Regions from separate parts of the Homo sapiens genome. Here region 1 is linked to region 2. The links are chromatin contacts, found by Hi-C or POLR2A ChIA-PET in ENCODE. All regions are on one chromosome and are shown on one strand. The core of a region is the stretch at or near the end of the contact, and the rest is flanking DNA. Distances in the headings are between cores, read along the strand shown. Region 1 holds the start of GRID2IP (Grid2 interacting protein). Region 2 overlaps CYTH3 (cytohesin 3).

Region 1 (2,999 bases), core at 168-2,667, 350 kb before region 2:
TTTTTTAATTAGCTGGGCATGGTAGTATGCGCCTGTGATCCCAGCTACTCAGGAGGCTGAGGCAGGAGGATGACTTCAGCTTGGAAGGTCAAGGCTGCAGTGAGATATGATGGTGTTCCTGCATTCCAGACTGGGTGACAGAGTGAGACTTTGCCTCTAAAAAATAAAGCCCAAGAGGCTGGGCACGGTGGCTCACGCCTGTAATCACAGCACTTTGGGAGGCCAAGGCAGGTGGATCACCTGAGGTCAGGAGTTGGAGACCAGCCTGGCCAATATGGTGAAACCCTGTCTCTACTAAAAATACAAAAAGTAGCCGCGCATGGTGGTGGACACCTGTAATCCCAGCTATTCGGGAGGCTGAGGCAGGAGAATCGCTTGAACCCAGGAGTCAGAGGTTGCAGTGAGCCGAGATCACACCACTGCACTCCAGCCTGGGTGACAGAACAAGACTCTGTCTCAAAAATAAAATAAAATAAAATAAATGCCCAAAGATATGAATGGTCTCTGAGGGACCATTCTGCTCCAACATTCTGGACTTCCGTAAGTTTGTGATTCATGCCAGATCCCGAAAGGGAATTTTGGTAGATGGAGAGGGGTAAGAAGAGGGATTAAAGTGTAGGGAGTGAGGAGGGCCCATGGAAGCCAAGTGTACATGTAAGACAGTAAAACAGACCTGTGGAAGCAGGAGGGGCCCATGGAAAAGGATGTGGCCGCATTGGTTAAAAATCCAAGGCACTCAAAAGAAGACTTTAAGGAAGGGCCATTTTTCTTTTACACCCCCTCCCCAATTTTGTTTTTAGTAAAAACAAACAAACAAACAAACAAAAAACAAAAAAACAAGCCAGGCATGATGGTTCATGCCTGTAATCCTAGCACTTTGAGAGGCCAAGCAGGCAGATCACCTGAGGCCAGGAGTTCAAGACCAGCCTGGGTAACATAGTGAAACCCTGTCTCTACTAAAAATACAACAATTAGGCAAGCCAGGCACGGTGGCTCACGCCTGTAATCCCAGCATTTTGGGAGGCCAAGGCAGGCAGATCACCTAAGGTCAGGAGTTCGAGACCAGCCTGACCAACATGGAGAAACCCCGTCTCTACTAAAAATACAAAATTAGCCAGGCTTGGTGGCACATGCCTGTAATCCCAGCTTCTCAGGAGGCTGAGGCAGGAGAATCATTTGAACCCAGTAAGCGGAGGTTGCGGTGAGCTGAGATCACGCCATTGCACTCCAGCCTGGGCAACAAGAGCGAAACTCTGTCTTAAAAAAACAAAAACAAAACAAAACAAAAAAACATAGATGGAAGGGAATTGAGACAAAGACGGAGTCAGAGGGAGGAGGCAGAGATAAGTAGAGGCCTTCAGTGGCCCTGGGCCTTTGAGTGGCTTTGGAGCCATGGACAGAGCAGCAAGGAAATCCCTGTTCTGTCTCCAGTTCTAGGTGCATGGCCACCACTGCCACGCCGGCCACGAACCAGGGCTGGCCAGAGGACTTTGGCTTCCGGCTAGGTGGCTCTGGCCCCTGCTTCGTCCTGGAGGTGGCCAAGGGGAGCAGCGCGCATGCCGGAGGACTGCGGCCAGGAGACCAGATCCTGGAGGTGGAGGGGCTGGCGGTGGGCGGTCTGAGCCGCGAGCGCCTCGTGCGCCTGGCACGGCGCTGCCCACGTGTGCCGCCCAGTCTGGGCGTGCTCCCGGCTCCCGACGGTGGCCCCGGCCCAGGATCCGGCCCCGCGGCCCCGACCACAGTCTTGCGGGCCCCGCGGTGCGGCCGCGGCCTAGCTCTGGGCCGTGAGCTGCTTCGCCTGGCCGGCCGCAAGCGCCCGGACGCGGTGCACCGAGAGCGCAGGCGCAAGGCCCAAGAGTTCAGCCGCAAGGTAAGGCGCGGGGGTGGGAGGTGGGGGCGGGAAGGAGGGGGCTCATAATGTGGGCAGGGAGTGGGCCGGGCGCCGCTCTCCCAGGGCCAGAGGTAAGGAAACTTCTGGGGTCAGATTTAACAGAAATATGGGAATGCTCAACTTCAAAACCTTGCAAACAATTTTGCATTTTTTTTTTTTGAGACAGAGTCTCGCTCTGTCACCCAAGCTGGAGTGCAGTGGCCAGGTCTTGGCTCAGTACAACCTCTGCCTCCCAAGTTCAAGTGATTCTCCTGCCTCAGTCTTCCAGTAATTGAGATTACAGGCGTTTGCCACCACACCCAGCTAATTTTTTTTTTTTTTTTTTTTTTGGTATTTTTAGTAGAGACGGGGTTTCACCATGTTGGTCAGTCTGGTCTCAAACTCCTGACCTCAAGTGATCTGCCCACCTCTGCCTCCCAAAGTGCTGGGATTACAGGCATGAGCCACTGCGCCCGGCCTAATTTTGCAATTTTTATTCACTTGTGTTTCTTTTTTATTAAGGTACTATAGGTGTAAAGTGCATTAAGTGTGCAGCTCAATAAATTTTCCATATACATGCACCCTTGAATAACCACCCTCTTGATCAATATATAAAATAATAGGATATAGATAAAAATATAATGTAGACTATAGAATAATTGACACCAGAATGTTCCCACGTGCCCCTTTCTCTGTCTATCCTCCCCATTAGAACTTAACTGCAGGCCAGGTGCTAGATGTAATCCTAGCATTTTAGGAGACCAAGGTGGGAGGATCACTTGAGACCCTGAGTTCAAGGCCAGCCTGGGCAACGTAATGAGACACCATCTCTACAAAAAAAATCAAAAACTAGCTTGGCATGGTGGTGCATGCCTTATAGTCCCAGATACTCAGGAGACTGAGGCAGGAAGATCGCTTCAGCCTGGGAGTTTGAGGCTGCAGTGAGCCATGACTGCACCACTGCATTCCAGCCTGGGTAACGGAGTGAGACCGCATCTCTAAAATAAAAAGATAAAATAAAAAGAGCCACAGATATCGCTTCTTGGCCCTTCATCTAAGATCAAGTGTAAAAGAGCCAGTGGGGTGAGGTGGCTCACGCCTGTAATCCCAGCACTTTGGGAGGCTGAGG
Region 2 (3,150 bases), core at 271-2,770:
AGTGAGCCGAGATTGGGCCATTGCATTCCAGCCTGGGCGACAGAGCGAGACTCTGTCTCCAAAAAAAAAAAAGGTGGAATATGAGTACAGTAAGTTGGTCAAGGTATTCCTGAAGCTTATTTACAGATTCCAACTCCTGAATCAGTTGTCTACTCAGAATAGTTGATATTTATGTTTTTCTACACAGTGCTGTCACCATCGAAGGCATTAGTGACACAGCAGTTCTTAAAGAGTGCTCCTATATTGTCTCCCGGATTTTTTTCTAATGTTTTGCAGAATTTTCTGCTGAGACTTTGTTGATCTTACCAGAAAGTATCAATGAATAATCTGTGGCAATGACTAGACTCATAATCCTTCATCAGATTATTCTTAAATTTTGTTTTTTTGCATGAAACGTTAAGGAGTAGCAGTTGTTTAGTTTTGCCTCTAGCAATAGTCAGATTCACAGCTATGGAGGCAATGATATGTAAATGTCACAATTCACTTCAAATATGTTAAAATGTGAAAAAAAAGCACATCTTATAATCAGTGAAGTATATTATGTCCATTAAATCAAGCTTGCTATTGTGTTGGTAAGATCTTCAACATTTTTTTTTTTTTGCCTTTGGGAAAAATTTTATTTTTACATGTACATCTGTCAATTTTTGCTTTATATATTTTGAGACTATTTTGTTAGATGCATATAAATTCTGACTTTGTGAATAACTGAACAAAATATCATTATCTAGTGACTCATAGCTTTAGTCTATTTTTCTTAAAGTTTTTTTGCCTATTTTTTCTTATAGCGGTACCAACTTTTTGGTAAGAATTTGTCTGGTATGTCACTTTCTACCCTTTTACCAACTTTTATGTATTCGTATGTTTTAAATATGCCTCTTTTAAAGAGCATTTAGTGGGATGTTTTTTGTTCTGGTTTTTAAGTCCAAGTTTTAAAACTTTACTCCTTTTTTTCACTTATGTTCATTGTAAATGTATCAGTTACTTCTTACTGCATAACAAACTTCTTCAAAGGAATTGGTTTAAAACAGCAATGGCCTGGCTGGGCACGGTGGCTCACGCCTGTAATCCCAGCACTTTGGGAGGCCAAGGCGGGCGGATCACCTCAGGTCGGGAGTTTGAGATGAGCCTAACATGGAGAAACCCCTTTTCTACTAAAAAAACAAAATTAGTTGGGCGTGGCGGCGCATGCCTGTAATCCCAGCCACTCAGGAGGCTGAGGCAGGAGAATCGATTGAACCCAGGAGGCGGAGGTTGCGGTGAGCTGAGATTCGCACCACTGCACTCCAGCCTGGGCAACAAGAGCGAAACCCTGTCTCAAAAAAAAAAAAAAAAAAAAAACTAGCAATGGCCTGTTGTCTCACCATCCAAATTTCCAAGTTGGCTGGCGGTTCACGTGCTGCTCTTGTCTGGGTTCACCCACGTTGTCATATTCAGCTGGAAGGCCAGCCGGGGGCTGAGCCCGTCCCAGATGACTTCACTTACGCGTTCGTCTGGGGCCTTGGCTGAGGTGCTGCAGCAGCTGGGACCTCAGGGACTCTTCCGTGTGGTTTCTTTACACAATGGATTTCATTTTCAAGGTTGCTGGCCCAGGGCATGGTGGTCTCAGGTTCCAGGACAGGGGAGGGACAAGACCTTGAGGCCTGGGTGCTGGGCCCTGCCCACTGTCAAATCTGCCATCTTCTCTTGGTCAAAGGAAGTCCCAAAGCCAGTCCAGAGAAAACACTGGGAAATAGACTTCCCTTCTTGAGAGGAGGAACCTCAAAATACCATGGCTGTGTTTTTCTGTCTACCATGGTAAAGATCAGTATATTTGGATTTTTTTTCCTGCACCCAATATTTTGCATTTTGTATTTCTAACAGTTGTTCTGTGTTTCTCTTTCTCTTTCCTTGCCTTTTTTTGGATTATTTTTTCTCATTCCAGTTTTAATTTCCCTTTCCCAATTTGGGCATTTTGAGCTCCATTCCTTTCCTGCTTACCCTAGAAATTTTAGTATGCCTTCTTAACTTGACAAGTCTAAAGTTAATCATCTATCCGCTCCGCCTTCGAACCCTAAGAACTTGAGAGCAAATTACTTCCCTTCTTATTTACATGCTGTTGTTGTTGAGCATTTTAGTTCTGTTCTTACTCTATGAGATGTTGTTATCTTACACAGTCAGGTTTTTTTAAGATTTACTTATGGAAACCAGTGCTCATCATTTTCTCTTGATGCTCACACCTCCTGTACTGGATCCCTTCTCTTGATTGAACTTATTTAAGAATTTCTGTTAGTGATAATGGTGCACCAGTGGCCAACTCCAGTTTGTGTCTGAAAATGTCACCTTTCACCTAATCCAAAGAAGGCTGGGTAAGGAACCAGTGTCCTGGAACAGTGAAGATCACCACATGGAGATTGAGGAGAAATGACAAGAAAGAAGGTTCCAAGGAGGTGGCGAGAATCGGACCCTTGGAGCCTCTGCGGCTTTCCTGCCTGCCCCTGCAGCTCAGTGCAGCATCCTGGCTAGCTGCGGCATGCCACTCACCTGGCCCTTTCCGTTGTTGCTAACACGTGACTGCCCTGTTACCCACCTGGATGTCATAGTTTGAATGCTGCTTTATCACCCACTGAGGTCACCCGACTGTCGAGTGGTGAGGAGAGGCAGAGCGCAGCCCCTGGCAGCTCAGAGCCTGCCCTTTTGTTCTGCGTGTCATCATACTGCTTCAGTAGTCTCCAGAAACTCATGCTCATTTAACAGTTGAGCCAGGCAAGGTGGCTCATACCTACAATCCCAGCACTTTGGGAGGCCGAAGTAGAGGATTACTTGAGCCCAGGAGTTTGAGACTAGCCTGGACAACAACATAGTGAGACCCTGTCTCTACAAAAACAATTTGAAAGTTAGCTGGGCATGGTGGTACGTGCCTGTGGTCCCAGCTATTCAGGAGGCTGAGGCGGGAGGATCACCTGAGTTTGGGACGCTGAGGCTGCAGTGAGCTGTGATTGTGCCATTGCAGTCCAGACTGAGTGACAGAGCAAGATCCTTTCTCAAAATAACCAGTTTAAATTGCTGGATATAACAGTGTTATGAGATAGGTGTTATTTCTGTGTGTGTTAAACCACGGCTCCATGTAGAGTTTCCATGTAGTGGATTAACTGGGACTAGTGCTCAAAGCCC

What was found. Hi-C counts contacts between places; a loop is a spot of excess contacts on that map. ChIA-PET counts read pairs that join two places held with the same protein, here RNA polymerase II (POLR2A).
Region 1: a map of transverse colon shows a loop between it and region 2 (7-fold over the local background). The contact joins the promoter of GRID2IP here to the enhancer-like site in region 2. A Hi-C loop is called at or near these places in 1 of 168 maps with a recorded cell type or tissue (transverse colon). POLR2A ChIA-PET finds 5 or more read pairs at or near these places in 1 of 52 experiments (activated CD8-positive, alpha-beta memory T cell).

Annotation. Positions count from the first base shown.
Region 1 is chr7:6,549,879-6,552,877 of GRCh38, reverse strand. It overlaps GRID2IP (Grid2 interacting protein), which reads left to right and starts at 1,417. Exons shown (of 22, transcript NM_001145118.2): 1 at 1,417-1,870. The coding sequence starts at 1,442.
Region 2 is chr7:6,200,646-6,203,795 of GRCh38, reverse strand. The region is part of intron 1 of CYTH3 (cytohesin 3); the gene reads left to right. Among named protein-coding and RNA genes, the nearest start is that of CYTH3, 70 kb to the left of the region's middle. Within about 2 kb of position 1,520, at least 3 of the 41 ENCODE cell types and tissues checked have a DNase peak (open chromatin) inside an H3K27ac peak, as active enhancers do.